Regions from separate parts of the Mus musculus genome. Here all the other regions are linked to region 3. A link is a loop called in an ENCODE intact Hi-C map of the cell type or tissue named here. Cell type or tissue: left cerebral cortex. All regions are shown on one strand.

Region 1 (8,000 bases), 160 kb before region 3:
GTTCTTGCTGTAGAGTTTTGGTTAGCCTGGTACTAGACATGTAGCCCATGCCAGCCTTGAACTTGTGGGCAATCCCTCTTTCTCCCTCCATCTCCTAAGTGTTAAGATTGCAGGTGAATGCAGTGTGGGGCCTTGTACATGATAGGCAAGTACTCTAACACTGAGCTATGTATCTAGCTTATGGTTTCTTAGGATTGAAAAAAATATATATCGGGCACTATATAGCACTGGGCTCAGCAGCTTGTAGTTTTTCTCGGTGTTAGGCCGTCCCTTCTAACAAACCGCTATATCGCCTCTTACTTGGATCCCCGGTTAAAACTATGCATATTCTGGTTTAAGAAAACAAGTCTTTCTTATCTGAGATTCCTGAACTTCAGGGCGTGGTGGCACAGGCTTCTAATCACATCAGTTGGGGACAGAGAAAGGTGATTCTCAGTGACGTCAGCCAAGTCTTATGTAGTGAGTTCCAGAAAAGACTCCATGGTTTTTTGGTTTTGTGTTTAAATAAGATCCCTGAACTCCCAGTGAGTCTCATGAATATATTGTTGGTGCTGTCCCAGGAGTGATTCCACCCAAATTGTAGGCCTTTTCCAGCTCCCAGGTGTTGCAGTCTATTAAGCCACTGCAGGTGACAGCTGACTGAGTATCTACCTGGCCAGCCTTCTGACGGTGGGTCCTCTCCGTCCTGGTGGGAGAGCTAGGGCTCAGCCGTTATGATGAAGGAGACTGAAGCCCTTTCCAGGCAGGACCTAGCCTTTGTATCTCTTCAGTTCCTTCCAGGGGTCACAGGTTAATGAATTCAGCCAGTGGTGAAGTCCCTCCTCTCCTGGTTCTCTCTGTGATGTGTGCATTAGCCCCTGCTCTTTCCAGAGAGCCTACTGCTGAGCCTGCCCCCTTGGACTGATAGCTCATCCCCTATTCCAACTCGGTGGTGCACTGAGAACGCTGTGCACTTCGCACTGAGTCTCCTTTCATCGTAGCACCACCACTTAGGAGAACTGCACCGTTTCTCTCTAAGCCTACAGTCTCACCCGTGAAATGCGCTCCAGCTTTATTCTTGGAGAGTTAGGGTCATGCTTGCCACTGCTGGCCATTATTGTAAGTACGTAATTAAAAATTCATCCCAAGTCCCCCCAAACAAAAGCCCTGGTTTGTGAGGTTACCAGGTACAGGAAGTGTAAGAGTTTGTAGTAAGCTTTCTGTTACTTTTGGAGACACCAAGCCGCTTGCTTATCACGAACTGCTTATGCCTTGGCTCTCTACCCAACACTATTCATTGCTCTACTCCTGGGGTTTGAGTTTTGTTGTTGTTTTCGTTGTAGCTTTCTATAGCTTCAGTGACCCATAATCAGTTCTTCTCTTAGACTAAGAAGTTCTTCCAAAGGATTTTCTTATCTGTGGTTGGGAATCAAGGGAGAGATGGAACTAAGGAGGGTTCGTGAGGATGGTAAGATACAAAGTCCAAGGGTTTCCCTTAGAGAAGTGTGGCATGTCCACTACGATAAGACTAGACCAATAGTCTTTTTAAGAGGACAAACGGAGGTTAGTGTAAGCAGGGAGGCAGTGAATAGAGCGTGCTGGGCCGTGGTTTCGGAGGGAAAGAAGGCAGGCTTGGGGCTGTAAAGAACGTGGGGAGAGCTCCATCTTAGGATCTGCAGCAAGCGTAGAGTGCTCTGGGAAAAGGGAAGAGGGTGTGGGAACTGTGCGACAAGCAGGGTGTAGGGTAGCACACCTGGAAAGATGGGAAATGAAAAGGTGTGGGCGGACTCGCTTCTTCTTTCTGAGCAGTCCTGGGGCGGGCCCTCGTCCCACTCTAGAATGTCCCTAGAGTTCCCTGGAGAGGTGGTGGTGGTGGTGGTGGTTGTCTCCCCCGCTGCCCAGGTTGCGGGGAGGGCGGAGCCAGGGCGGCGGGCGGGGCGGGAGGAGCCTCTCTGCCTCCGCCTTCGCCTCCACCTCCTCGGCGGAGTCCTGGGCTCTCCTGTCGCTGAGCTCCCCTCCCTTCGCTCTTGCCAGAGGGCGGAGCCGAGCCCGCTCCATTGTGGAGAGGAGGGGAGAGGCGCGCGGGAGCAGAGGCTGGGTCCTGGCGCCAGGGCGCTTGCTTCTGGCCGTGGCTGCATCAGGCGGGCCCCGCAGCCGGGATGCAGCGGGTGCCCGGGGCTGGCGGGCAGCGCAGCGGCTCCGGGGACATGTGCGCTGGTCCAGACAGCCCGTGACCATGAGCCTGACCGCCCGCGTCTCCTGCTCCATGCTTAGCTGCTTCGTAAGTGCCAGGCCTGTCCTGCCAGGGCCTGGGGCGGGGGTGGGGGGAGCACCCAACGCATGCTGTACCCACAGCCCCGCCCAAAGACCCCGACACGACCTCAAACCTTAGGGACAGGGGATACGGGTTAGCTCTTTTCTCTGAATTGCTTCAGGAAAGCGGGTACTGGGAATGAAAATTCTGTGATTCTTTCTGGCTCTGCAGCCACTGCCCTTGACTGCAGATTTCCAGGCCCCGCCCTGCAGGGGTACATCCCATTACCTCCTCTCCATCTTGGTCCCACCCGCCTCATCCTTGCTTGGGGATGTAGGATGTGCCTGGTAGGCTGTGTGGGATGTTACGGGGCTGAACTGAACGAGAAGCTTAGATGTTTGTGAGCTGTCTCTAGGTCTCCAGTCCCCTCCCCCTCACATACTCCATCGTTCACCTGACATACCAGTCTTTTCTCCTTGACTGTCCCCCAGACAGTCTCTTTTCTCCATCTTCCCTGCCTCTGCAGGATTCTGTATCTCTGAATCATCCCCAGTCTTCCCCTCCTCCCCTGGCTAATGCTCCTTCCCAGCTTCCCCATCTGTCCTCTCAGATGTCGTGCCCCCCCCCCCCCCCCCCCCGTAGGTGTCTGCCAGGCCTCTTCTCTCCCCTGGCTGTCCTTGGGTCTCCTGCTTCCTCCCTGAGTGTGGATTCCCTCTTTTCTTCTCCCTTGGTGTTTAGGAGCAGAGTGACTTCAGCTAGCTATGGGTATTCCTTAGGAATTCCCCTCAGATCAGCAGGCGGGGCAGGTTGCTTGGCAGGTAGTGGGGGCTTGTCCATATCGAGAGCCCAATGGGAAGATCAGCTCAGCTCCAAAACACAGGCTTCCTTTTTGAAGGCATTCACAAAGGCCCTCTAGAGGCATGGGACTGAATCCCCCCAACCTCCTCCTCTTTGTCTCCACCCACCAGGTTGATGCTTGAGTGGCTGGAGGGGCCTGTTTTCTTTCTCTCTAGCCAGCTACCTCAGCTGGCTCCTGTGCCTCAGGTGCCTCTCCCAACCCTACCAGTCTTATTCTGGTAGGAGGCTTTCTTAATTCCCTCCCTTCCTCACGGTTTTTGCAATTTTGGTTCAAAGGAGAAGTCTGTTTAAGCGGTACAGATTCTCTGTTCCTCCTTGGCTTAGTTCACGTTTCCCTGAGTACCACTTTATTCTACTCCTCCTCCAGCCAAGTCAGGTCTCCTTTAAAACAAAGGAAGGTGTCTGTAGGTTTGTTGGTAGAGGAGCAAAGTGAATGAGCCTTAGGAGCCAGGTGGGGTGGCAAACTCAAGGTTATGGCCTCCCTGCAGGGTGAGGAGGGCCCCCCCAGCCTGGAGTACATCCAAGCCAAGGATCTGTTCCCCCCCAAGGAACTGGTGAAGGAGGAGGAGAATCTTCAGGTAAGGAGAACAGGAGGCTCATGGTGGGAGGGGCTTCCTGCCCAGTTTGTGTTCCAGACTTTTAAATCTTTAGAGGATCTACCAGAGCCCTGGCTTCCTCCTCCTGGGCCTGTGAAGGGGGTGGGCTCCTGTATTTGTCAGTCTGTGTTATTGGAGCCTTTGGCCTCAGGGAAGGGGAGAGGCAGTTTTCCTGCACAGCAGATGACCAGTGTCCTGACTTGACTATCCTGCATCATCTCCCTTTCCTCAGGGCTGCTATAGAGCAGGGCTGCTGAGAACAACAAGGGAGAGCCTGGACTGTGGGCTGAGAGTTTCTCTTACCTTTACAGGTACCCTTCACAGTGCTGCAGGGTGAGGGAGTGGAATTCCTGGGCCGGGCAACCGATGCCCTCATTGCCATCTCTAACTACCGGCTGCACATCAAGTTCAAAGACTCTGTCATCAACGTAAGTTCTCGTCTTGTTTTCTTCACACCAGACTCAGAGTCCCCATCTGCTTCAAGGTGGCGTTGTTCCAGTGCCTTACCAAAGTATGTCTTCCCAAAGAGATGGGATTTCCTTCCCATTGGCCTTGCTACTTCTTAGCTCATTTCTCTATGTACAGGTTTATCTGTCTCTCTGTGTACCCTGGCTGTCCTGGAACTCCCCCTGTAGACCAGGCTGGCCTCGAACTCAGAGATCTGCCTGCCTCTGTCTTCCCAGTGCTGGGATCAAAGATGTGTCTCACCACTGCCTAACTTCTTTATTCTTTATTTTTTTTTTCTTTTTTAATATATGGGTACACTGTAGCTGAATAGATGGTTGTGAGCCTTCATGTGGTTGTTGGAAATTGAATTTTTAGGACCTTAGGACCTCTGCTCGCTCTGGTCAACCCGCTTGCTCAGTCCCTGCTCCTTCTGGCCCAAAGATTTATTTTTTATTATAAATAAGTACACGATAGCTGTCTTCAGATACCCCAGAAGAGGGCATCAGGTCTCATTACAGGTGGTTGTGAACCACCATGTGGTTGTTGGGATTTGAACTCAGGAAGAGCCAGTCAGTGCTCTTAACCGCTGAGCCATCTTGCCAGCCCTAGCTGCTTTTTTCTTATTTTATGTTTATTTGTTAGTGTCAGTCTGTGTGTGTACCATGTACACGCCTAGACCTGAGGAGACCAGATGACTAACCTGGAGTTACAAGAAGTTGTGAACAACTGTGTAGGTGCTGGGAACTAAACCTAGATCCTCTGCAAGAGCAGCACGTGCTCTTAACCCCTGAGCCACACTGGCATTCTTTATTAGAAGAAGATAGACTTTGGAGCCGGGCAGATGTGGCCCCTTTTCTTGCATTGTCACTCTGTGTCACCTTGGCCAAGTGATGATGTCCTCCTTATGGAATAAAATCACCTGCCTTCAGGATTCTTATGGTATTAACTGGTGACATTCTGGCAGCACCCGGCCTGGTCCCCAGGCCCTAACAGACTGTCAGCAAGTGCTGAGGCCCTAGCAGACCGCCAGCAAGTGCTGACCTCCCTCCTCTCACTGCTGTGTCACCTTCCAGGCTGGGGGCACCTGGCCTCACTTTGCTCTTCCACTGCAGGTGCCCCTCCGGATGATTGACAGTGTGGAAAGCCGTGATATGTTTCAGTTGCACATTGCCTGCAAGGACTCCAAAGTGGTGAGGTGAGCACAGCGGGTCTCGTTCATGGTCTCTGACCCTCGCCTTGTGCAGACAGACAGACCTCTCTGTTGCACGCTACCCTTGGAGTAAGAGGATCGACTCCACTTTCTGTTCCCCACTGGAGGAAAAGGTGACAACTCACTTCCCCGTTCTTAGTCAGAAGGTCAATTGGCTAACCCATTCTGTCTTGACTTGAAATAAAATGGGGATGGAGCCGTTGTGAGGACTGACTGCTTGAGGTAATGAGTGCGAGCACTAGGTTCGTGGTAGGCACAGCGTTGTCGCACAGCGCTCTCACTTAAGTAGTGTAAGTTTGTTGAGCAGTCTGTACCACACAGTGTATGTACTGCAGATATATCCAAGAACTCACAGACAAAACTTCCTGCCTTAAGGAGCTTATATTCCAGTGGGGAGGCTCTAACAATGAGTAAGTGAAATACTTACAATCCTAAAATGGAAAGTAAAACCAAGAAAAGTTTTGCAGCTTCTAGCTTTAAACAGCTGACCGCAGAAAGCCTTGTAGATAAAGGGTGATTGGAGTCAGGCTCTGAGGAAAGTGACTGAGCAGGTATCTGAGGGAAAGGTATGCCGAAGGGCAAGGTGAGTGCAAAGGTTCTGAAGTGGGTGTGACCCCTGCCTGCAGATCAGAAGACTGGCAAGATGCTCACGTGGCTGGGAGGAGTGCATCTGAGTGCGGGGAGTGGGATGTGAGTCACGAGAGCAGGGGGCAGGGCTCGCAGTGGCCGGAGTTAGCGTTGGCTTGGAGGGATCTAAGGAATCTCTGGAGGGTTTGAGCACAGCAGTGATGTGATGTGGTTAATGCTTTATGGGCCACGCTGGCTGTCACCTTGGACCCAAGTAGAAGAAAATGGGGACAAAAGCCAAGGCTGAGGCTGAGTAGCTGGTTAAGAAGCTGCTGTGGTTAGCTCAGGTGAGAGGCCATGGCACCATGCCTGGGGCCAGTCCAGATTCTGGGTGCAGCCAGCATTTGCTATAAATTGGCTATGAGAGAGAAGTACTGGGAGGACCGGGCAGTACTTGGAAGGACGCTCAGGCGAGAGCCTGCTGTGTGCTGAGGTCTTTGGCAGACTGGGATAATCCCTTTGCTCTTTTCCTTTGGGAAAACTAAAGTCGAGTTATTAAGGCACACGTGTGCTGCCCAGAGCCGCCTCCTCCGTACTCCAGGCACATTGGGAGTCGAGAGAGGAGAGACCTAGAAAGCCAAGAAAGGCTTCAAGGAAGAGGTGGGACTGAAACTGTCTTTAAAACATCAGTAGGGTGTGGCTAAGGAGGAAAAAACAAGGGAGTAAGATTGCTGGGAGCAGGACTTGTGCCTCATAGGAGGTATTAGCACTGGCTGGTAGGGTGGCCATGAGAATTGTCACAAGAGACAACTCTTAGGTGTTGATGTCTCCTCCCCTCCCCCCAGAGTCACTTCCTTACCTCATGCTTTGCAGTTTCCTTTCTTTGGTAGCCTTTTTGGGGCTGTGTTGTTTACTCTTGACCCCATGGCCTGTCAATCCCTTGCCTCATCCAAGCCTGTGGCTTCTTGCCTGGCAGGTGCCACTTCTCTACTTTCAAGCAGTGCCAAGAGTGGCTCTCAAGGCTAAGCCGGGCCACAGCGAGACCTGCCAAGCCCGAGGATCTCTTTGCCTTTGCCTACCATGCGTGGTGCCTGGGGCTGACCGAGGAGGACCAGCATACCCACCTGTGCCAGCCAGGTGAGGCCAGGCCTCTTGGGGAATCTGCTTGTTAGCCCACAGTCCCCTCCTCCTTTACCCCTGGATGTCGGTGGTGTGGGAAGCTGACAGGCTGGGGACTGTGTTGCAGGAGAGCACATCCGATGTCGACAGGAGGCAGAGCTCGCAAGGATGGGTTTTGACCTGCAGAATGTCTGGAGAGTCTCGCATATCAACAGCAATTACAAGTGAGGGTGCAGGGCTTGGGTGTGAAACATAGTCCATACTCAGACTTTATGTTTGAATGAAATGTAGCATGTCTAGCTTCTGGGTCCATGAGGGAGGAGGGCTCAAATTGTCCCTGTTGTCTCAAAGCCATCTCCTAGGATTGGTACTCCATATTAAGATCAGGACACCCTCCCCCATCTTTTCTCAGGCTGTGCCCTAGTTACCCCCAGAAGCTGCTGGTTCCTGTGTGGATCACAGATAAAGAGCTGGAGAACGTGGCTTCTTTCCGCTCTTGGAAACGCATCCCTGTTGTGGTATACAGGTGAGGCACTGTGGATGGGAAATAGGAGGCAGTCAGTGGAGAGGGATGGTGCCTAGCAGGCAAGTGACAGGAATTATTCTAAAATAAGAACCTTCGGGCCAGAGAGATGGTTCACTGCTTAAGAGGGCTTGCTGCTTTTGCAGAGGACCTGGGTTCAGTTCCTGGTATTGACAGCAGATCAACCATCTGTAACGCCAGGAGATCTGACCCTCCTCTGTGGCCTCCGCTGGCACACAAGTGGTGCACATATACATGTCTATGCAGAACACTGATACACCGGCACACATGTGGTACACATATACATGTCTGTGCAGAACACTGATGCACCTAAAAGCAAATGATAAAAAAAAAAAAACCTTATGCACAATCTCAGATTTTTAATCTCAGAGATAAAGCTTTAGTGAAATTGGTTTTTTGTCTGTTGTTTTTGGTTGTGTGTATGAG
Region 2 (8,000 bases), 140 kb before region 3:
CCTTCTCTTCTGAGCTGCCCTTCCCCAGTGCCTCCTCTCTACCTGGATGATGATGGACTCCCCTTTCCCACGGATGTGATCCAACACAGGTTACGGCAGATCGAAGCAGGGTACAGGCAAGAGGTGGAACAGCTACGGCGACAGGTTCGAGAGCTTCAGATGAGGCTAGACATTCGTCATTGCTGTGCCCCTCCAGCAGAACCCCCCATGGACTATGAGGATGACTTTGTAAGTATTCACCAACGCCCACCTGTCTGTTAGCACTTGCTGAGTACTTTCTGTGTGCCACTGAGTTCGGCGCCCCCATCACAATGAAAAGACGGGTAACCATAGTGATTTGTCTGAGTGTTGGGATCAGGCAAGGCAAGTAGAAAGCTCTCCAGAGAAGATAATGCTTAAGCTGAATGCTGAAGATTGTGTGATATTTGGCCAGGTAGACAGTAAGAAGGAAATAGCATTTTTAGAAGCATGGAGGCTGTAGGTGCTCCAGTGACATTGCTTAACAAAGGGGTGTGTGGGGGAGGTGGGCATGGTGTGTATACATGGCGTGTCCATTTTGTGCTGGGATTGTAAGGGAGATAGGTAGTATAAATGAGAGGGAGCCACGAGAGCTGATGGAGGATCAGCTTGATGAGTCAAGTGAGACCCAGATTAGGCGGCCGGCTAGGACTTTCATTCATTCATTTATTTATTTATGAGACGGGCTTCCTCTGTAACTCTCTGTACACCAGGCTGGTCTCAGTCTCACAGAGATCTATCTGCATGCCTCTGCCTCCCAAGTGTTGGGAATAAAGGTGTTTGTCCCTATTCCTGGCTTGGTTGGGATGTTTTAAAACAATCCAGGTGAGGGATAATGAGGGCCATCTAGGCTTTACTGTCCTAGCTGTTTTAGATTCTGGCATTGCAATCTTCAGGGAGCTTCTAGGCGCCATCTTGCCCCTTGCTATCTGCATAGATACTTCCCTTCCATCCATTCAATTACTCTCATTGCTGATAGAGTAGACAGGACTAACAGCTTCATAGTATTCAGGTGATGCTTTAAATACTCAACCAAATTTTGTAAAGGCCAGAGGGTAAGCATTTTTAGGTTGTGTGGGCTGGACTGCCTGTAAGACAACTATTGTGTGGCCCTTGTGACACAAAAGCAGCCAGAGAGAATATATAAATGAATGAATGACTATGGCCATGTTCCAGTAAAACTTGATTTTAGGAAAACAGGGTAGATTTGGCTTCTGGGCCATAGTTTGCCAACATTTATCTAGGATGTAACAAGAAATACAGTGAACAGCAAGTAATGAGGGGAGTAACGTGGGTGTCTTTGCCTACACTGCAGACGTGTTTAAAGGAGTCAGATGGCAGTGACACTGAAGACTTTGGCTCTGATCACAGTGAAGACTGCCTTTCAGAAGCAAGCTGGGAACCCGTTGATAAGAAGGAGACTGAGGTATGTATGTGTAGGCAGATGTATAGTGGGTACTTCATGCAAGCTAGTGGGTTATATTTCTCAGAGATGAATTACTGTGGCCTGAACTCTTCCCCCCAGATAAGTACTATCCTTTTAGGCAAGTAGTCACCAATCGTAAAATCCATCCTTGCCAGTTTCCTTTGGGCTACTTTCCGGATTGCAGTGTTGTTCTCCTCTTTGGACGTGGACCTAGACTTTTCCTTTGTGCCTTCTGGTAGGTGACTCGCTGGGTTCCAGACCATATGGCATCCCACTGCTTTAACTGTGACTGTGAATTCTGGTTGGCCAAACGAAGACATCATTGCAGGTAAGACAAGTTTTTTTGTTTTGTTGCATATCTCGTTGTTACTCATAATGTGTAGGGTTCTTGTATAGAGCTAAATTAATTTGAAAATGGAGCTATCTTAGTATTTTTGTTTATATCCAACACTTTTATTTATTCATGGATACCCGTTTAGACTATTATTCATTCTCAAAGTATGGATATTTCTGACGAGCTCCTCCCTCTCTGTCCTTTGGCAGAAATTGTGGGAACGTATTTTGTGCTGGATGCTGCCACCTTAAGCTGCCCATTCCTGATCAGCAACTCTATGACCCAGTTCTCGTCTGTAACTCATGTTATGAACACATTCAAGTATCTCGTGCCAGGGAACTCATGAGCCAACATCTGAAGAAACCCATTGCTACGGCTTCCAGTTGAATGCCAGAGGAAATGATCTGTCCATTTTTAGCAGATTTGAAGGGAGGATCTGCTTCAGGTGTAGTCTGGAAGGTTCCTTGGTATGGCTCATGAACACAGAGCTCAAAGATACCGTCTTGAGAAATCCTCCTTGGTACCATGTGACCGGAGCAGAGGAATTTGAATTTGGCAGGAGCTTTTTCTACTGGAGAGACCCTCACTTTGGGGTGATGGTCCTGACCTAGACCCAGAGTCTGGAAGCTTCACACTGAGTTGGTGACTCCAGCTTCTATCTCCTGGAGGTCCCAAGATGATTCATAAATACTGCCTGGTGCACAGTGCCCAAACAGCAATAGAAAGGCTTACTTATAACCAAACTCCAAGTGATAGTGAGACCCATCTCTCCTCTACCTTGAAGAGAGCAGATCATAGTATATGAGATAGGAATTCCCATCCTATTTGAGTTGAACTCTCTTCTGTACCTCTGTGCTCTGTGTCTGTGCATGAAGGCTCAGTCTTTAGAGGCACTCCCTCTAGTTGATTAGCACTGTCTTCTGTGGAGTTTGGTTCAAAGACTGGTATGGCAGATAGAGGCTTGGATGCATTTTTCATCAGGCTCAGTGGCTAGCATCAGTGAACATTCAGTTTCAGAGGGACAGTTTTGAGGATTAAGACACTTGGAAACAGAAGAACTCTGGTAATGCTTAGTCTTGTGAGAACCAGTTATTCTGGGCTGTGAAGGCAGTTGCCACTGTTATGCAGTGGCTGCTTTTGAGGGACGCACTGTGAAGAATGAGAAGGGAAAAGCAAGATTATCCTTGTGAAATTCTGCTGATTGTGCCCTACCCTTTGCACCTGACTTTTCCTAGTTGTCCTGGTGCTAAAATGGAAGCTACACCTTGATCTCTCCTGGCATGAAAATAAAGGATTTTGTTGTTCCACTGCCCACTTCCCCCATGTTGTCTTTCCCTTGGCCGCTGCCTCCTCTGGGTCACACTGCTTCTTATCCTGAACACTTGACACCTTGAGGGTAGAATATAGCATTTGGTTTTTACCTCCTAGCATATGCTACTTGGTATGTGAGGGTTTCAGTACAAATGCTGCTGTCTATTTCTGTGCACTTAACAATGGAACCCAAACAGAAGGAAGAAAGCCTTGATACCAAAATTGGGAGTGAGGATGTGTCCATTTGGACCAAACACTTTGTTTTGTTTTATTTAGATTTTGTTTTTCATCTTACTATGTACCAGTGGCACTTAACCAAAAGATACAGTAACATAGCCATGTACTGTGGTTGGGACAGATACAGTCTCCTTGGCTTATAGGACTTCCTAGCTACACTTTCCTTAGCGCATTAATGTGATGCTCACTCTGTGTTAAAACTGCAGCCGTTGTCTTTCTCAACTGCTACTGTCACGTTGCTTTCAAGAAAACATTTTTTTTCATTCCAGACTAACCAGAACCTGCATTTAGAATAGGAGTCCTTTCTCCGACCTTTTCTTCAGTTCCACAGCGAAGCCTCTGTGCTCCTTTTATACTTGCCATGGATGTAACCTAAAAAGTTTTGGCATATTTAGGTCAGCCTAGCACATTTTTTTTTTTTTCATTTTAATGGAGCTGAAGAATGGAGATTTTTTTTTTGTGTGTGTGTGTCTGAGAAATTCCTAAGATCAATGAAAGAGTGATAAACTATTTGTCTCTGATACATAAAATTATTTTAAGCATTTTCTCAATCATTAAATGTTACTGCCAGTCATAAGTGGCTTTTTAATTACCAGTTTTCATTGCACTTCACTCTGTTTTCAGGGGGATTGGGGACATTCGGGGAGACTGTATCTGTCTACTTTGTGTGACTGTTTTGAGGGACTGTCCCATCAGTGAACAGATTGCATGGCCTTGGAGAGAGACTCTGGGCTTCTGGCTCAGATGTGTGCATCCTTTTAGAGCTGTTGTGGGTGTAAGTGACATGATGTGGCCAAAAATCCAAACTGTGCAGTTGCGTTGTGACAAACATGCAATGTGCTGTAAAAACTCAATACAGTTCAAATAAAATCTCTATATTAGTGCTGCTTTGTTGGGTCTTTTTATTTCTTACTGGTATTGGGATTGAGTCTAGCTTAATGGATAAAGCGTTCGCCACTGGACTAGCCTTGTTGTACACCGAGTACTGGGGAGCTAAAGGCAAGAGGAATAAGGCAAGTTTAAGGTCCAGGCTGGGCTTTATAAAAAAAACCAAACCAAACTAGTACCCATGGGTAGTCCCTCTTGTATTTTGGGTTTGTTGAGTCCCCATTCAAGTGAGGTTCATTTCTTTCTTCTCTGGGAGATCATAGCTGGTCATTAAGCACATACTTATCTTCTTTATTCCCTTCTGCCAGGTACCAAGGACCTCATCTAATTTGAATTTAAGGTGTGTTTTTTTTTAAGGTGTAACTATGCTTCTGTATACAAGATGAATGAGTTCATGTACTACAGTTACAGTATGTACCCCCAGCCCCCAACCCCTGTCATTTTTATTTGAAGAGAGCAGCAGTTCGACTGTTAGGGAAGACTGGAGTGGGTTCCTCTGTTCTCAGGAACCATTAGCTGTGTATCGCCTGAGTGCACTCTGCGTTCTGAAACCTCCGCTGGCCGTCCTGTCCTGCTGGAGCCCCTCAGAGTTTGCCTAACCGGCCGCCCGCTTTCTCCTCGGGAACCGTGGTTCCCTGGCGTGCTGCCCTCCTGGGAACAGACAGAGAGGGGCCGGTTCTGGAAGGCACGCGAAGGTAGCCTTGTGTCGCAGTGTCCCCGCTGCTGCCCTCGAAGGCGTGCATCCCAACCGAGGGGGAGGGCGGGCTCGCGCCCCGTCGGCCACCACGCGGCGGGAACTCGAGGCCCCATTGGCCACACCGGAGGGCGTGCCGGGACTCGTGCGCCAACGGTCCGGGCCTCGGCGGCCGGGCGCTGGCAGGAGGGGGCAGGGCGCAGCGAAGGCCCGGGGGATCGAGAACGGTGGGAGAGCCAGGCTCGGCGGGGCGAGGCCCAGGGCCCGGGCGGGCGATGGAGGAGGCGCTGCTGTCCACCCCCATCAACCCCAACAACTTCCCCGCCAAGCTGTGGCGGCTGGTGAACAGCCCTCGGTACCGCTCCATCCGCTGGGACGGCCGAGGCGAGGGGCTGCTCATCGACCAGCCGCTCTTCGAGGCCGAGCTGCTCAGCCCGCCCGGCCCGGGTGCCGGGGGCGCGGGGGGAGCCGGGAGCAGCGGCGGGGGCGGCGGCAGCGGCGTCGGGGCGGCCGGGGCCGAGCCGGAGCTCTTCAAAACCACCAACTTCACCAGCTTCATCCGCCAGCTCAACCTCTACGGCTTCCGCAAGGTGGTGCTGGGTGGGCCGGGGGCGGCGGGGCCCGGGCCCGGGCCTGGGGCTGGCGGGCCGGCGGGCGACGGGCCACTCCACCACTTCCACAGCCCGCATTTCCGCCGCGACCAGCCTCAGCTGCTCGTTCACCTCAAGAGGCTCACCAGTGCCAACAAGGCCAAGCTGGCGGCCGGACTGGAGGTGCCCTGTCGCCCGCCCAACCGCTTCCAGCGGCTCCTCATCACGTCAGCCTCCGCCTCGGCCTCAGCTTCTACCTCCCCGCTGCAGCATCAGGACCCGCCGCCCCAACCTGCTGGGCCTCGGCCAGAGCAGCATGGTGAGTGTGTGCCACCTAGATCCTCGCTTTCCATCAAGCACGTGGGCGGCAGGGCGCAAACACCGTTTCTGCACAACCCCAAGACTAGGTCACATCATCCCCACTAGCACTTGCTTTTCCTCTGGCAAGAGTCCGTAAGCATCTCCCTAGTCCGGGTTTAGCTGCAAAAAGGACATGGACTTGACGCTTGCTTTCCACACTTCTCTAAGAGAGTGAGCCCCAGGAGCTAACCTACTCCCAAAGCTCTTGAACCATTTACCTGTACCTAGTCTCTCCACTGTATTTATCAAAGCACTGGGTGGGAGAGGCCTCCACTGTCCCATAGTCAAAAGAACAGGCACTCTACAGGTTGGGTGCGAAGGAACAAAGTCACCAGCAAGAAAACTTAAGGCATTATTTATTTACCCAGCCAAGGAAAAGAGGGACAGGTCTCTGGAGTGCACATTTGTTCAGAGACAGGACACCTTCCACTTATTGACATGAATAGAGCGGTAGACACTGTTTATGCATAATCTAAGGGGCAAGGTTTGATCCAGTGTAGAATAGAACCAGTTTACTAATACTTGGAGTTTGATGCCCTACTTGAGATGTTATGGTTGGACAGACATAAAGCAAAACGGCTAAAAAACGAAACAAAGACCAGATGTCAAGGCTTAAGTTTAAAAGAATTTTAGAACACACACGTTTATAGTTTATTGGCATTTCACAATTATTCGGGATCGGGGGAGGGGTAGGGGGGCTGTGTAAATATTCAGTGAAAAGTTAAGAGCCCTGTGGTCACAGTATTTCATGCACTTGATTTGAAGTGCCTTTCTGCACTCTTAAACGGGTGAGGGTGGCGGTGTCCCCTTGCTCTATATGGAGGCCACAATAGACAGCTGTACCAAGAAAGCAACAGGATACAATAATCAGAATTTGGATTTTTTTTTTCACCTTCACATAGAAGACTAGTAGAAACAATTTTCATACTTTGAAGCATGGGAAAAATGCAAATGTACAAATAACACTATGGTCAGTTTCATCTAGGCCCAGTACTGAAGCAATGCTGCATTTGGAATTTGGAAGATAAGGGCCTAGGTTTTCTGTCTGTGGAGTTTAGAAGATAAGGAACTAGGTTAAAGTTCTAGTAACCTGCTGAGAAAATAACTGGCCCAGGAATGTTCTAAAGGAATTCTAAAGGAATAGTGAGCTACCTCATGGCATTGGTCCTTGATTTGACTTGGGAATTGTGTGGGAAAAGACCATGAAGACAATCCTACAGAATATGTTCAGCAGAAACTCTAGCTTGGGTTTTTTATTTTGTTTCATTTTTCAAGTCTTATTTCTAGAAGGCATAAGGAGAAAAGACAGGGAAATAACAGTTCTCTTTATTCTTTTCCTCTTAACTGTTTTAAACCAGTTGTATTCTTTTTGTTCATGTTTAAAATTACATATATTTACTTATTTGTGTATATGTGTACACACGTGCTCTTAAGGTATGGCATGTGTGTGGAGGTCAAAGGACAACTTGTTAGGAGACTGTTCTCTTCTACTGGGATCAAACTCAAGTCATCCGGCTTGGTGGCAACTCCCTGTACCCAGTGAATCTTTTTTTTTTTCCAGTTGTGTTCATAAGGTCAGTGTCCAGATTATTTAAGCAGTTTAAAGGATATTTGTTGATTAAAAAAAAAAAATCACACCTTTTTAGTGTATGTGGAGGATGTGTGTTTTGAGGCATCTCCTGTTCTCTCCCTGTTGTCCCGTCCAGCAGGGTGTTAGGATAGCCTGTAGCATAGACTTAGTGCAGAAGGCAATTGTGTTTCTCATTCGGGTGTAAAGTGATTCTTCTGTTAAGTTCAGAAACACCGTTGCAATTTGTTTGCTTTTATGTTCTAAGGTCTTTGGCTCTTCTACTTTTCCTCACCTGTTGTTTTGGGGTTTTGTTTGTTTGTTTGTTTGCTTTCTGTGTTAGTTAATTTTGGGGCACAAGGTCTTGCCATGTAGTCAGGGTTGATCCTGACTTCACGGTCTTTCTAACTCAGCCTCCCAAAGCTGGGATTATAGCCACATGCTACCTTACCTGGCTTTTTTTTTAATTCTACTTCAACTTGTCTCAGCTGTATGATTGCTGCTTTCCCACCTCCCTAATTCCCATTAATTGTAGAAGAGTCTATTTTAGGGCCTAGCCCTCTTTTATTTAGATC
Region 3 (8,000 bases):
ATGGCCGCCATTTCTGCCAACACACTTGGATTCCAGCTTGAGGAGCAGGAATGAGGGAGTCAGGGGCCTTGTTCCAATGGGGAGACTAGAGACAGAGGCGTGTGGGAGTGGAGGCCTTTGTCTAATGGGAAGGCTGGGGACCGAGGCCTTTATGGGAGGAGGCCATGGCTGCCTCCGTTGGATTCAAGACTGTGGGTCATACGGCTGGGAAGCACCACCCAGGATGTTGCAGTTCTAAAGATGGGGATGAGCCTTCTGGAGTGGCTGTGGTCTTTACCTGAGTGTCCCCGAGAAGGGAGAGAATAGGGTGGAAACCCGGAGGGGGTGGGGAGTGGAGGGAAGAAGGTTACAAAGAGGAAGTTGGGCGGGGGAAGAAGAGGCTCATCTGGCGCCATGTTGAGTCACCACCCACAAGGCCCAGGGCGGGCCCTCTAGGGGGCCACAGGCAGGGTGGAGCGGTCCCTGGGAAGTTACACGGAGGGGAGGGGGCAGGGGCCTTTATTAAAGCAGGAGTCGGCAAGAAAAGCAGGTGGCCTGAAGAATCCCCGTGGACAGACAGACAGTGCAGTCACCCATAAAGTAGAAAGCACTACTAACAGCACTGGAGGGTGTAGTGTTTCCTACTTTATGGATGAGTGCACTGTGGGCTTCGGAGACCACGCCACGCCGCGGCCCCCTGCCACCGTCCTCCACTCCAACATCAAGGAAACAGGTGAGCATCTCTCACACGCCCTCATTTGGCCAGGCTCCCCGAAAGACCTTCATGGCTCCCCCAAAGCACGGTGCTTCCTGACCCCTGATACTTGGGGAGACACCACAGCCGCTCTCTCGAATGCACGTCCGTGAGGATATGGGGTGGGGCCGGATGTGTGGGGCCTTGGTCCTGCATCGCAGGCCGACTGGGGGTTCGAGAAGGGAGCCGGATGGATGGGTAAGGGTCACGGGGCCCTCAACACTAATAAAGAATGGACTGGTTTCGCTTTTGTCTGACTCTGTTATTGGGGTTGTGTGAGTTCCCCGGATGCCCGGGAACAGAACTGACGCAGAAAGACAGGCTTCGCTGACATGAGCAGAAGACCTTGGCCTGACTAAGACACAGCCTGGGGGTGGGAAGGCTTGGGCCACCGGAAGTAGACTTTGTAGCAACGTGAAGAAAGGGTATGAGATGACCTCTACCTTTGGCTCTAATTTCTATGCTAGCTTCCTTTTACTCTCTATACCTCCAAAATGAAGACTGTTTGCCTCTCGTTTTGATCTAAGAAAGTCTATAGAGCCGTGGTTCTCAACCTTCCTGACTCTGCGACCCTTTAACACAATTCCTCATGGTTGTCGTGACCCCCCAACCATAAAATTATTTCCGTTGCTACTTCATATGTATAATTGTGCAACTGTAATGAATTGTAATGTAAATATCTGTGTTTTCTGATGGTCTTGAGTGGCCCTGTAAAAGGGTTGTCTGCCTCCCAAGGGATTGCAGCCCATAGCTTGAGAACCATTGGTCTAGAGGAACTTTTTTTTAAAAGAGATTTTATTATATCTAAGTACACTGTAACTGTGTTCAGACTCACAAGAAGAGGCCATCAGATCTCATTACAGATGGTTGTGAGCCACCATGTGGTTGCTGGGATTTGAACTCAGGACCTTTGGAAGAGCAGTTAGTGTTCTTGACCACTGAGCCATCTCACCAGCCCAAGAGGATCTTTCTTTCCTTTCCTTCCTCCTTTCTTTCTTCTCTCTCTCTCTCTCTCTCTCTCTCTCTCTCTCTCTCTCTCTCTCTCTCTCTCTCTCTCTCTCTCTCTCTCCTTTAATTTTTTGAGACAGGGTTCCTCTGTGTAGCCCTGGCTGTCCTGGAACTCACTCCGGACCAGACTGGCTCAAACTCAGAAATCTGCCTGCCTCTGCCTCCCAAGTGCTGGGATTAAAGGTGTGTGCCATCACTGCCTGGCTCCAAGAGGATTCTTATTAGTGTAAGAGTTGGGCAAAACCACGCTAGCACAGTGTGTGCCCACCTGCCTTGTACATGTCTACACAGGTCATTGGTGTTAATAAAACACACTTTCACCATCATGTGCATTTCATCAGGGCCTATACACCGATGCCAGCCACATGCATGAACTGTGACATATAGACAATGAGACGTGGCTGGTGTATCATATGGGTATACAGTCACCTAGGCCAAACACATGTTCATTAGTACTTACACATATAATGCCAAAGAATATACCCATTAGTGACATTCACATGTGGTGGCTTCATGTACATAAGACACTAACCGCGAGATCATCAAGATCTCTCTGGATTGCCACATTGATGAATTGAAAAACATTTAATTTGTGTGTGTGTGTGAATGCTGGTGAGTGTACCAATGTACTGTGGTGTGCATTTAGGGCCAGAGAACACCTTGCGTGGAGGAGTTCTCCACTTTGGCCACGTGGTTACTGGGGATCAAACTCCAGTGGTCAGGCTTGGTGGCAAATGTCCTACCCACAGAGCCATCCTATTGACTAGGATTGAAAAACAAAATGTGTTTTTGATTGCAAGCCAATTGTAGATGTAATTACAACCCCAGCAACTGGAAGAGGAAGGACCAGCTTGAGCTAAGACTCTTACCAGAGAGGAAGCTGTCTCTTTATAATGTATAGACTTTGCTTGTTATTCTTGTGATTTCCTCAATAGTACAGTACAATTATTTTAACATTCACATCGTATTATAAAATAGGTATAAACAATCTAGAGATGATTTAAGGCATGGGGGTGGGGTGGGGCTGGGCTGAGGATATGGTTTAGTGGTAGAGTGCTTGCCTAGCATGCAAGAGACCTTGGGTATACAGAAGGATGTGTATAAGCCATGGGCGGATATTTCATCACCTTACATAAAAGGACTTAAGCATTTGAGAACTTAGTGGGGTATCCTGAGATGATCTTATAGACAGTCCCCTTAGGCATGGAGGGGTGAGAATATATATACAGAGACTGCGTGCACATCATGCCAGGCAAGTTTATCATGTACATAGATCATTGTATGCCATTGTACATTATTATATGACAATGTATGTCATAATGTGTTAGTGCTGTATAATGGCATGATATCTGTGATTTATAGCAAAATGCAATGATAAACTCATACGTAATTGCATGCACATAGACATTGTAGCAAATAGACATACAATGACACAAAACCATGCACAGATATATATCCAATGAGATTCATAGACAAAATAGCACACATACATGCAGTGATCTCCATGTATACACAGACATACTATGCATACTCTTCTATACATACATGTAATATGACATGCATATGCATGCTGACTGAAAGTTACATGACATAGCATGTGTACTGATGTTTAGACTGCTTTAGAGAAATGAATGTTACCTTCTCTCTTATGCAACTCCAACCCCTACCCAGTTCCATTGGCTCTGGCCTGGGTGGAGCCTACTGTCTGGGTGGGGGGTGTTCTCTATGCTTTAGCTGCTATTCCATAGGGGTGCCACATGAGGGCCCTCGACCTTGGCTTGTCTTGCGTCTAGGAGCAACATTCTTATCTCTCGAGATCTAGGTGCCCCACATACAGGCAGACACCTAGGTTGGGGCAATTCCTATGTCCTTGTTCCCAAAAGCCATTTTTTTTTCATAGCAAGTAAATAAATAAAGCCTAATGCTAGACAGAAGATGAACTTCCTGATGGTTGAGGGAAAATCAGCCCAAAAGGTCCTGTCTTATGATCTCTCCTGCTAGCCTGTGAAGGCTGGGCTGTCCCCCAAATGTGATCTGCCATGGGGAAGCTGAAGTCGTTTTTCAGCCTATTTCAACACTCTGTCCTTTTGCTCGTCTTTCTATTTTCAGACTTTTATTTCTTTGTTTTATTCCAAATCCCACCATTTCAGCTCTGTCCTTTTCTACAGCTAGGTCTCTGTCACATTGTTCTATCCCCATCAGTCTTGCCTGAAAGGAGAGGACTGTCTCTACTCCCTTTCCTCTGCACCCTGGAAGTGAGGGTCTGTGGGGTCAAGGGGATGAAGAGGCCATGTTGGGGGGTCCGGAGGGGGTAGCTTTCTAACCTACCATCCAGTAAGGAACCTGCTCTTTCCACTGTCCCGACCCTGCCAGCTTGCCTGCCGGTCCAGCCCACCAGTCCAGCTCCATCGTCATGGAAACCAGCAGCTGACTTCCTATTGGTGGGCAGGAGGGGAGGAGGAGGGGGAAGGGAGGGATGATGATGCTCCCCTGCTCCCCACTCCCCATTCTGAGGCTCTGCCCTCCTTCGTGCCCACCATCTCATTTGGGGAGCTCCGGGACCGCGAGGGACCCTTGCAGTCCCTCGAGCTGAGACTAGCTGAGGCAGAGACTATGAGGCAAGCCGCCCATCGACCCAGGCCTCCTTAGGACCGCCCAGCCACCCAGCAAGCAACTGATCGGCGGCAGCCAGCGGAGAGAAAAGCTGGAGATAAAGGACCACAGTGGATCACTGGGGATCATTCCCAGGAACTCCTGCGGACCCTTTCCAGGCAGAGTGGTCGTGATGGGTGGCCAGACTCACAGACACTGAAAGACACACGCCACTACAGATACACCGGGCTTTACAACACTGAGACAGGACCGGCGACAGCATCACACACTGCCACAGCCCTGCAATACAGACAGCCCCTACCCCCACGCAGAAACAACTGGTAACTCTTAAATAGGCACAGACAGTGACACATAGCACCACCCTTCTCAACATACACAAGTCGGAGTATTCATCCTCCAATCACATAATAAAACATCACTGACCTGCAGGGACAGACCTGGAGGCACACGTACATATATACCTTCAGCCAGGCACTCCTGGTGGTGGTCTCTCACCCCCCCACACACACCCCGTACACACACACACACACACACAAGAGAGAGAGAGAGAACCATGAGCAAACCCCAGCTCCAGTCTGGCAACCCCGATACCTTCTGAACCCTCCTTCGTGGGTGGGAAGAGCTCAGCCAACCTCTGATGGACTCGGTGAAGCCAAACACTTACAGGGAGAATGGTCTAGTCTGGCATGACCCTTGTCAGTCTTCCCGCTGGTGATGTCCCCAGGTCCAGGTTCGGGGGCCCCTTGCCGAAACCATGGAGCAACTGACAACCCTCCCACGGCTTGGAGACCTTGGAGCCATGGAGCCATGGGCACTGCCTGCCTGGCAGCACTGGACTCAGGGCCAGGGGTGCAAACCTGGAGATGCATCTCCAAGCATTGCTGGTACTCCGACAGCTCTGCAGGTTAAAGGATTGAGGTTTGAAGAGAGTTCCAAGCCTGAGGGAGCTCATAGCCCTGGACCTGTCGGAAATACTGATCCTGAAGCAACAGAGACCGGGCTGCCTAAGCTGGGGCAGCAAGCAGAGAGCCCTGGGTACAGCTGTTCCGGGCTGGAGGAGGAGGAGGCACAGGCTTATAAGGTAAGAGAGGATGGAGAGGGCTGCAAGATGGACTGGCCATAATCTGTAGTCCCACTGCCCACATTTCTTGTCTCTGTCTCTGTCTCTCTCTGTCTGTGAGTCTGCCTGTGTGATTATCTGTCCTTCCTTCCTTGGACGGGAATCTAAGTGGCCTCGCTCTGTTCTCTCTGGCTCTGGCCCTCAGTGTGGGTACATGTGTCTCTTTCTGATTATGTTAGGTCTCTTCCACCACGAGTCTGTCTGGGGGGAATCTTGGTATGCTGGGGGGTGTGGAGGTGGGCTTGGTGCTGGGCTGAGCCAAGGAAGATTTTGTTGTGGGTGGGTGTGAGTGAGCTAGCTACTGGAGAGGATGAAGGAAGCAGGACTTTAGTGGAGGGCAGGGGACTCTACAGACCCAAGATGTCTAGACGGATGGGGAGGGAGTTTGATCTGCCATTACCTAAAAGGCTGTGGGGTAGAAAGGCAAGCATAGAGGAAGAGCAGGAAATGCCCCAGAATGGTGTGAGGCTGCCGCTGAAGGCATGAAGGCATGGAGGATGGGCCTGTCCCTTCTCCTTAGGTCCTGGTAGCACCCCTCTCTGAAGGCCTGGGACACAAGAGAGAACCTGTTCACCCCTTGGGTTATAGAGTGGCGATGTTGCACACGGAAGACTCCGGCTAGGTTGAGTAGGTTTCTGAGACACCGTACCCGGTCCTTCCCTATGCCAGGCCAAGTTCAACATAGGCTTCGGGGACAGGCCTAATCTGGAGCTGCTAAGGGCCCTGGGAGAGCTGCAGCAGCGCTGTACCATCCTGAAGGAGGAAAACCAGATGCTGGTGAGGCCTGGGGAGTGAGGTTTCCCTCAGCACCCCCGATCAGCCTATAAACATTCTCTCCAAGGAGGGAGGCACCCACGGGTGACATAACCCCATGCCCCAACCCCAGTGGACCCTTGCTTAACACTGCCAAGGATCTCACTGTGTGCCCAGGCTCCAGCCTAGGGCTTTGGGTAGTAGGAATGGGTCTGTGGGATTCTCCCTACACAGTCCAACTCTGGCTGACTCCTTGTCAGAGAAAAAGCAGCTTCCCAGAGACGGAGGAGAAGGTACGGAGGCTGAAGCGGAAGAATGCTGAACTGGCAGTCATTGCCAAGCGCCTGGAGGAGAGGGCACAGAAGCTGCAGGAAACGAACATGAGGGTGGTGAGGACAGACGGACAGACAGCGGGGTGGAGGCTTGGGTGACTTGGGAAGAGGAGAACCAAGGCTGGGCCACAAGGAGTGGGCTTGGGAGTCATAGACTTACTACCCAGGAACCCAGGAGTTCAGGGGTTCGGAAGAAAGAGAAATGCTGGCCCTGGGGAAGGTTGAAGGTGTCTGGAGCTACCAGAGGGAAAGGGGGTGGATGAGGAGGCTCCTGAGAAGCCAGGGAGCACAATTCTAGATTAACACGTGCTGGAGCTGGTTGCAGCCTCCTGCTGAGCTCATCTGGGGTGTGGAGCTGGAGTGGGGGGCAGGGAGAAGACCCATCATAGTGGCAACCCTGAATTAGCAGTGTCCTCAAAGCCTAAACTGAGATGTAGTGTTAATGCTTTCGATCCTGGTTGGGGACTGCCTGGATAGGGTTCAATGAGGATTCAGTGTCTCCGAGGCCCCAGACCGGGTTTCATCCTAATTCTCTGGAAGATGAGGAATGGGAGGTGTACCTTAAAACCCTCAGATGACCACTGGCTTTACCCCCACCTCTGGCTAGGTGAGTGCCCCTGTGCCCCGACCCGGATCCAGTTTGGAGTTGTGCCGTAAGGCTCTAGCTCGCCAGCGAGCCCGAGACCTCAGTGAGACAGCCAGTGCACTGTTGGCCAAGGACAAACAGATTGCTGCCTTGCAGCGGGAGTGCAGGGAGCTGCAGGCCAGACTCTCTCTGGTGGGCAAGGTGCGAAGGGGCCCTTGGCTTCTCTTGCTGCTGGATCCTACGCAAGGATGTCGGCTTGGCGTGTGGGATGTGTACCAGATGTTAATGAGATGCAAATGAAACGGAGAGGTGGAGGCTGCTCGGGTGTAGGTTACCCTGGCAACGGCCCAGGTGGGAGTGGGGAGAAGGCGCCTGAACCAAAGGGGGTGGAGCCATGCTTGAGTCCAAGACCTGGACATTTCCGTGCTCTAGGCTTGAAGCTGTGTGCCGGTGGATCTGTCTGTAGGAATCCACACATAGTTCACACTTGTGTGAAGGATTGTTCACAAGGCATTTAGCACAGTGCAGGCACACGGCGAGCGCCCAGTGACCGAGTTGTTGTGAATGTCTGCCCACGGGCCAGGGGAGGCATGGGGCTGCATACTCATGCTTATATGACCAAGCATATATGCATGGGAGGATGCGCACTTTCCCGCGCAGCCGAACCGACCCAGTATGGTAGAGAGCGGGTGGTGCTGGAGGTGATCAGGGTCCAAAAAGGGGTTAGGACTGACTCGGCTCCTGGTCGCCCCACCCCAGGAAGGTCCCCAGTGGCTGCATATGCGGGACTTCGACCGGTTGCTGCGCGAGTCCCAACGGGAGGTGCTGCGGCTGCAGAGGCAGATCGCCCTGCGC
Region 4 (8,000 bases), 160 kb after region 3:
CAAATAGGAGTTTCTGGAGTTCTTGAGTCTGTGAGAAACCTAAGAGAATAAACTCTGACACCCATGTGATGTTCTGGGGTTCCATGGGGGCCCTCCCGTGTGCCTAGAGAGATAACACAATGTAAAACATTGTGAACAGTCAGTCAGGTTTTTTTGGGAGGTGGGGTGGGGTTGTTTGGTTGGTTGGTTGGTTGGTTTGGGCTTTATTCATTTGTTTGGTTTTGTTTTTCTGTTTTGTTTTTTACTTTGCAGGATCAGTGTTGAATTGGTCAAAGCTATTCCAAGGTATGGCTTGACGGAGTTTGCAAGGAAGATAAAGACATTGCCAACCCCTGCTGGCTTAGCTCCCTGACCACATCTGGTGTCGCATCATAGGCATTTATAGCTGCAAACTCCCTATTCCCCTGGACCACAATGTCTTTGGACGAGGGTTTATTTCTAACTCTTTTTCCTACCTCCAGCATCCAGGATATGACCTTGCAAAATACAGCTTTCACAAATATGCTTGCAACAATTAGTGAGAAAAATAAACATGTCATTGCATACCTGGAACCACAGGCCCACTCATGTATGTGCATAGATCATGAGAGGATGCAGAGACTAACGACTTGAGGTAAACAGACACCCAGTGGCAGGAGTTTGGAGAGGAAAGATGTACAGGGTTTGAAGAGAAAGAGGTGTTTACTATAAGAAATTGTGAACCTGGTGGTGGTGGCATGCTCCTCTAATCCCAGCACTTGGGGGGCAGAGGCAGGCAGATCTCTGTGAGTTCAAGGCCAGCCTGGTCTGCAGAGGGAGTTCTAGCACAGCCAGGGCTGCATAGAGAAACTCTGCCTTAGAAACCCAAAACCCAAAACTGACAGCAACAAACCCCAACACAGTAAAGAAATTGGGGTGCACATAATCAGATGTAAGTGGAGAAAGAGGCGGGCAGATGATCTTGGAATTGTGAGCTGGGATGATTCACGGGGCTTATATTTTTCTACTTCTGTGCTTCTCTGACGGGGTGTGTGTGTGTGTGTGTGTGTGTGTGTGTGTGTGTGTGTGTGGCTTATATTTTTCTACTTCTGTGCTTCTCTGACAGTGTGTGTGTGTGTGTGTGTGTGTGTGTGTGTGGCTTATATTTTTCTACTTCTGTGCTTCTCTGACGGTGTATGTGTGTGTGTGTGTGTGTGTGTGTGTGTGTGTGTGTGTGTGTGTGTGTGTGTGTGTGTGTGTGTTTGATGTTGAGCAACTTAGAAAAGCTGGGGCCAAATACAAATCTTCCTGAGATACTCTCATACTGTGTATTTAAAATTTATGCAAATATTCTATCGACACATCATGCTAAGCAATCTTTGTGACATTTAAAAATTTTAAGTATGGGGTCTGAAGAGATGACTCAGCAGTTTAAAGCACTTCTTGCTCTCACAAAGAATCCAAGTTCAGTTCCCAGACCTCATACTGAGTGGCTCACAACAGCCTGTAACTCCAGCTCCAGGGGGTTTTCAGGCCTCTGTAGGCACTGCACTCATACATACACATAAAAAAAAACCTACACACAAATATACACATAATTACAAGTAAAATTAAAGTATGGTGAATGGGGACTGGTAGAAAATATCAGAGTTCCCTCTAAAATTATCTACATCTATGAGGCATAACAATTCCCCTAAATATTGTCATGTTAATCATCATGTGACATTCTTTATCGTCAAGCATTTGTGTAAAAGCAATGGTTCAGGATGGTTCAGTCCGCTCACCCTGTGGCTTTCACAACTCTCAGCACAGGACCACTGAAGCAATGCTCCCTGAAGGCAGGAGGATCTCTGAGTTCAAGGCCAGGTTTATAGAGTGAGTTCCAGGAGCTATGCTGAGAAACCCTGTCTCAAAAACCAAGAGAAAAAGGAGGAGGAGGAGGAAGAGGAGAGAAGGAAAAGAGGAGAAGGAGAGGGAAGGGAAGGGAAGGGAAGGGAAGGGAAGGGAAGGGAAGGGAAGGGAAGGGAAGGGAAGGGAAGGGAAGGGAAGGGAAGGGAAGGGAAGGGAAGGGAAGGGAAGGGAAGGGAAGGGAAGGGAAGGGAAGGGAAGGGAAGGGAAGGGGGAAGGGAAGGGAAGGGAAGGGAAGGGAAGGGAAGGGAAGGGAAGGGAAGGGAGGGGGAAGAAAAGAAGGAGGTAAGAGTTGGTAGGATCACTCAGTGGGCAACAAACTTGTGAAAAACCTGATGACCTAAGATTGATCCCAGAAACCTATATAAACTTCTGAGAGAACCAACTCCACAAAGTTGTCCTCTGACCACACGTACCATGCACCCTACACAGATACATCATGAATCACCACCACCACCACACATAGAAAGGTAAAATAAAATAAACTTTACAGAAATAAGATGAGGGTTCCAGAGAAGTGGTTAAGTGGACAAGCTGCTTGTGCTGCCAGTACAAGGACCAGACTCTAGAGCCCCAGGACCCAGAGTGATGGAGAAAGATGCCTGATGTCAACCTCTGGCCTCCACACACATGCACACGTGTGTGAGCCTACACACATGTGCACACCACACGCACATTTGTATTAATTTGAAAAACCACAGAGGTACTCCACCTTGATATTTATGTCTCTATTACTTGGAATTTTTTACTTTAAATAAACTATGCATAAGTCATGATAAAAAGGTTTGAAAATGAAGTAACACGTAATGAAATTGTATCTTCTAGATAAGATGGTAGACAGCTAAGATGCAGTGCTCCTAGATGTAATATATAAGATTTATTTACAATGTACCAAATCCACAAAATCAATTATTCACAAGTGAAAGTGCATACTGTCATTCCTCACCCCACTCCAAAGTACCAGCAACACTTGTGGCAATTACCTGTTAGTATAAATGGATTCCTTTCTGTTCCTGAGAACCAACCACGATGACACCACCTGTGGCAAACGCTGAGTCCTGAGACCAGTGGATGCTACCGAGAGATTCAACTTCAGTCTTTTAAAAGATATTCAGGGCTTCTTATCACCTATGGGAAAATAGTTAAGATTTACCTATAATTTATCAACCACCCAAGAAATTAAAATATAATAAGAGAAGTTCATTTCTTGGGTTATCGCATTGACAGGATATGTTTTAAGACTTGGACTCCTCAACACTGTGAGAGTTTAGAGAAACAGAAATCACTGTGGTCCAGCCATAGCTCAAAATATAAACTACATCCATACATTTGTTAGATTCTCTCCTAGGTGTTTATCAGAAAAATAAAAGCTAATTCTAAAAATGTGTATTTAAGAATGTACATCCCCTACAGAATACTTATAATTTGATTAAACCATAAGCAGTGTAAATAACTGTGTAAAACACATTGCTAAAATAAAACATGATATCTCCATGTGATAAAGTTTTAGGAGTGATAAATTCATGTTCTAAAATGAAATTTGGTTGTATGGGACTTTATATTATTATGTATTGGTATTATCTTAAAGAAGTAATTACAAAACATTTTTAGCATTTGAAGTAATTTTTGAAACAGGATCTCACTCTGAAGCTCTGGCCAGGATGTAAATTGGGCTAGCCTTAGACTTGGGATGATCTCCCTCACTCCTGAGTGCTGGGATTGCAAGCAGAGGCTACCATGTCTGGCTGACACTTTATTAAATTGTTATAAGATCAAAATGCTAACAGTGGTGGCTACTGTTTATATCCAGTTGAAGGAACTGATTTCATAGCTATATATTTCTTCTTCTTCACTAATTTTTTCTCATTTCTCGTAGTTTAGAAATGGTCATAAGATTTCCACTTAGCAAATATATATATGTATATATATCACAATAAGAGAACAAAGGGAGGCAGGGACAGAGCCTAAGGCTTCTTGGCGTTGCTGAACACCAGCCCTGTCAGCTCAGTCCTGTCCTGAGGAAAGATGGCCTGAGTGCAGAGATGCAAACCTCAGAACAACAACAGGAGAGCAGCGGGAAGAGGGGAGAGAGGAGGAGAGAAGTGTGTGTGTAACACACACACACACACACACACACACACACACACAACTCTGCGAATAAAGAACAAAAAATGGCAAGTCCCCATTGCAGAAGCAGCCAGATTCTCACACACATGCTTCCCAGAGTAACCTTACTGGCTGCAGCCAGCCTCAACCTTTCTCCCAGCCTCAACCTTTCTCCCAGCAGCCCTGTTCCATGCGGTCCCACCTGTCCTTATCGGTCTGTGCTCATGCTCACTCCTTGTCTTCAACCCAAATTCATGTCTGGCTCTCCTCTCTCATCTCCTAGCCCCTCACCCAGCCAGGCGCATATGGATTCTGCACATACTCTCTTTAGAGCAGAATAGCTCTTCCTTTGAAATCACTGACCAGTTATTCCTCCCACCTGACTTACTGTGCTGGGCTTCCGGGAGGGTTCCTGCCTCCAGACTGTGCTCCGTTTTAATTCACACTGTAATGCATAGCCTGCAGTCAAGTTCTCAAGAGATACCTTCCCCATCTAATTCAAAATGTCTTCCGAAGAATTCCGAGGCTGTTTATTGTCTGCAGGAAAGAGCTGGCATTTAGACAGAATTCCAGGCATGTTCTCACATCTATTCTAGAGAGTGCCCCATCTCTCTAGAATAATCTGCCACCTTAGTAGTAATCACAGTCATTTATTTTTATGGTAATACTCGTCAGTGTTTATTTGTAGGGTGTTTCCTGTGTGTTAGGCACTATGGTAAATATTTCAGAAGCATTCCCTTCTTCAGTGCTAATAATGTATAGGAAATACGATGAATTATCTCTATCCGCCCCAGGTCACACTGAGAATGACTAGCAGAGCCAGATCTTAATTGGCCTCAGAATCTGCACCCAGAATTATCATTCTTTTCTCCCTTGTTTTCCTCTAAGACGCCTCGATGTCAACAGAGCTGGGCCCCTCCAAGGTCTCTCAGGTGACAGTGCCCCGTGTAGATGCTGTCTAATCCTACTCAGCCTCCTGAATCACACCCTTTTCTGAAGGTTTAGGAGTCTCCAGGTCTTCTACAAGACTGTCCTGTGTCAATATTTTCCCATCAGGATGCCTCTATCACCTCATGTATTATAATCTCAATGTGAGGCCAATATGCCAGCTAGTGCATGATGCCCAGTGCACGCAGCCTCTCACAGAGAGAATGCTTACTCTGTGGTGGCTCCTCTGGGAGCTGAAGAATGGGGAAATAGCTCTGGATGAAGGGGCCTGGGAAGGAAGGCAAGGATCCTCGTTCCTAACACATGGGTGTTTGAGAGAGCACAAGCATTGCTTTTGCAAGGTCGACGTTTCTCCCACAACTCCCTAAGACTCTTTGCAATGTTTCCTCCACCTGTAGGAGCAAGAGAGTGGGCTGGGGGGGGGGACTGCAGATGGGGAGAGACATGGATACACATGGGGAAAGCACTTTCTGTTGTTACTCGGTTGTGTCCTTTGTTGGGCATTGCCCTTAGGAAGTCAGTCTACATGACACTGAGAGAAGAGAAGTGAGCTCACCACACAGGGATGAACCTAGTATGTGACCACCCTTGGAGCAGTGACCACCCTTGGAGCAGTAACAGGTCGAGCAGACACTGAATTAAAAGCAGAAGAGTGGCCATGGAGAAGGAATGAAAATCTGGGGTGAGTAGGAGAGCAGAGAGGCAGGAGGAGGAAGGTGGGACCAGAGAAGATTAAAAAGGGAATATTAGAGGGTGGGAAGTGACAGAGTTGCCTTTTTTCTGGGTGTGGGAGGAAGCCGCTGTATGGATGTGGGCACTGGAGGAGAAAACTCTGTCTATATTTTGCCTTCCCTCCCACCCTCTATACTAAAATTTCCCCAACATAAACCAGTATAGGCAAAAGACTTAGCTCCAGATAAAACTATTCTCCAAATCTCCTTCCTCCAGGATTCTTGACCAGTGACTTCGCCATACCTTCCCTCTGCCCTGTGCTGGTCTCACAATGGGTTTTATCTGGAGTCTCTCAGCCATGACTCAGCCACAGGAAGCCACCACATACCTCCAGCCCAAATGGCCAAGGAGACTCTGAGCCTTCATCTTCTATCCATCCTTCTCCTACAGCTCCTTCTTCTGTCCGTCCCTCAGGCCAGAACCTAGAGGATCATCCTTAAGAAGGACAATTCCTCTGGGGACGAAAGTTAGTCTTAATTCTTGGAGTGAAGATGGGCTCAGGCTGCTGAGGGCAGAGGAGCAATGGGAGTTATTAAAAAGTCAGTGAGCTCTTACATCAGAGGCAGGCAATCATGGAGAGACTGTCTTGGGGCCAGGGCTTCAGGATGACAGCTCACAGGACCAACAGAAGATAAGATCCCCTAGGGGAAGCCAATCCTAGAGGGACTTGACAAGAACGCAAACCCTGGGGTCAGCACCATGGACAGCGCAGAGGTGTCCACCTTCTCAGGAAAGTTATCAGGGTCCTAAGACACTAAGTCACCCCCTCTACAGACTGAGCCCCGAAGCCTTTCTCACCAGTACTCCATCTCAACTTACAAACTCTTCTCACAGCCAGAGCGAATTACTCATAAATTGGCTCCATTCGCTCTCAAGATATAATTCACATCTAACAGCGAATTCTGGGGGTTGTATCCAGGGTCTCACACGTGCTAGACTAGTGCTCTAGCATGCAGGGGAGTCCCATCTTTCCTCTTACTTTCAATTTTGAGGGCTCTCACTTTCCTTGAACTCACTCTACAGCCCAGGTTCACTTTGAACTTATTATCCTTTTGCCTCAGCTTCTCAAATAGCTAAGACAATAGTCAGTCTCAAATAGCCAGACCTACATCACCAGGTTCAACATACATTCATTATTTTATCTTTTTAACTACTAAGTTTGTAAGTGTCTTGTCTATTTAGTTACCTTTTGTATATGGGTGTTTTACCTGCATATATGTCTGTGCACTATGTACGCCCAGTGCCAACAGAGGCTTCAGATTCCCTGGAACTGGAGTTAAAACAGTTGTCAGCTGCCATGAGGACTTTGGGAATCAAAAATCAGGCCCTCTTGAAGAGCAGCCTGTTTCCTTAATTGCTAAGCCATCTCTCCAGCCCCTTTACTCACAACTTTAAAGTGTACAATTCAGTCAGATAGTAGTATTACATGTCTTTAATCCCAGCATTTGGGAAGCAGAAGCAAGCAGATCTCTGAGTTTGAGGCCAGCCTAGTCTACAGTGTGAGTTCCAGGACAGCCAGGGATAAAAAGAGAAATCCTGTCTTAAAAAAAACAACAACAACAAAGGTACAACTCAGTGGGGTTTAGTGTGTGTACAGTTTCCTGTGGCTTCATCACTAGCTCCAGAACATTTCCATCACTCCCCAAAGATACCTTGTATCCACTAACAGCCATTATACTTTCTGTTTTCCTAAAGTCCTGGCAGCCACTAACCTGCCTTTGCTTCTGTGGATTAGCCTGTTCTGGACATTTCATCACTGGCTTTGTATCTCGTTTCCTTTGCTTGCTTTCAGATTTCATCTGTGTTGTGCCATATATCAACACTTTGTTCCTTTTCATGACTGAAGTATATTCCATTGAATGGATATACCACATTCATTTGTCTATTGAGTGCAATTATTGGAGATTTGGACTGTCCCTACTTTGTAGGTGTTGTGATTAAAGAGCTAGGGATATTCATGAAAAATATTTTCTATGAAGATACACTTTCTTTCATCTGGGATATATACCTGGATATGGGATTGCTGGGTTATAGACCAGTCTCTCTGCTAACATTTTGAAGAAGAGCCAGACTGTTTTTCGAAATGCCTCCCTATTCCTACCAGAAGTGTATAAGGATTATATTCTCCACATCACTACCAATATGCTTTACTGTCTACATCAGTTACTTTTCTACTGCTGGGATAAAACTTACCATGACTAAGGCAACTTAAAGAAGAAAGAGTTTCCTTAGACTTACAGTTGCAGAGGGTTAGAATGCATGATGCTGGAGTGAAGGCTTAGCTATAGGAAGTTGAGGGCTCACATCTTGAATTGCAAGCAGGAAGCAGAGAACAAATCCAAAATACA

What was found. Hi-C counts contacts between places; a loop is a spot of excess contacts. Peaks named below come from ENCODE experiments on the same cell type or tissue, not always from the same donor. Only the 100,000 strongest peaks of a DNase experiment are listed, where the experiment ranks them.
Region 1: it touches region 3 in a loop (2.4-fold over the local background); 5 of 42 quality-filtered maps call a loop at or near these places.
Region 2: a loop joins it to region 3, with 2.1 times the contacts of the local background. A loop is called at or near these places in 3 of 42 quality-filtered maps.
Region 4: it touches region 3 in a loop (7-fold over the local background); 3 of 42 quality-filtered maps call a loop at or near these places.

The regions. Positions count from the first base shown.
Region 1 is chr11:87,593,617-87,601,616 of GRCm38, forward strand. It overlaps Mtmr4 (myotubularin related protein 4), which reads left to right. Exons shown (of 19, transcript NM_133215.2): 3 at 3,580-3,669; 4 at 3,999-4,115; 5 at 5,247-5,329; 6 at 6,888-7,048; 7 at 7,158-7,254; 8 at 7,443-7,556. Among named protein-coding and RNA genes, the nearest start is that of Mtmr4, 5.5 kb to the left of the region's middle. In left cerebral cortex, a CTCF peak has its summit at 3,140; DNase peaks (open chromatin) are centred at 2,014, 2,608 and 3,106; H3K4me3 peaks cover 2,186 bases; H3K27ac peaks cover 1,736 bases.
Region 2 is chr11:87,612,089-87,620,088 of GRCm38, forward strand. It overlaps Mtmr4 (myotubularin related protein 4), which reads left to right. Exons shown (of 19, transcript NM_133215.2): 16 at 1-228; 17 at 1,334-1,444; 18 at 1,684-1,772; 19 at 1,988-4,214. The coding sequence ends at 2,165. Hsf5 (heat shock transcription factor family member 5) reads left to right here and starts at 5,076. Exons shown (of 6, transcript NM_001045527.1): 1 at 5,076-5,817. The coding sequence starts at 5,184. In left cerebral cortex, no CTCF peak of the experiment used is centred here; DNase peaks (open chromatin) are centred at 1,686, 3,244 and 4,093.
Region 3 is chr11:87,756,294-87,764,293 of GRCm38, forward strand. Tspoap1 (TSPO associated protein 1) reads left to right here and starts at 4,248. Exons shown (of 32, transcript NM_172449.2): 1 at 4,248-5,435; 2 at 6,144-6,251; 3 at 6,488-6,616; 4 at 7,167-7,346; 5 at 7,905-8,000. The coding sequence starts at 5,109. It overlaps Mir142b (microRNA 142b), which reads right to left and starts at 662; the gene lies at 548-662. It overlaps Mir142 (microRNA 142), which reads left to right and starts at 571; the gene lies at 571-634. In left cerebral cortex, a CTCF peak has its summit at 3,494; DNase peaks (open chromatin) are centred at 381, 3,495, 4,206, 4,612 and 7 more places; H3K4me3 peaks cover 4,456 bases; H3K27ac peaks cover 4,743 bases.
Region 4 is chr11:87,914,820-87,922,819 of GRCm38, forward strand. Olfr464 (olfactory receptor 464) reads right to left here and starts at 184. Exons shown (of 1, transcript NM_146412.2): 1 at 1-184. The coding sequence starts at 85. In left cerebral cortex, no CTCF peak of the experiment used is centred here; DNase peaks (open chromatin) are centred at 4,341, 5,141, 5,703 and 6,464; H3K27ac peaks cover 1,889 bases.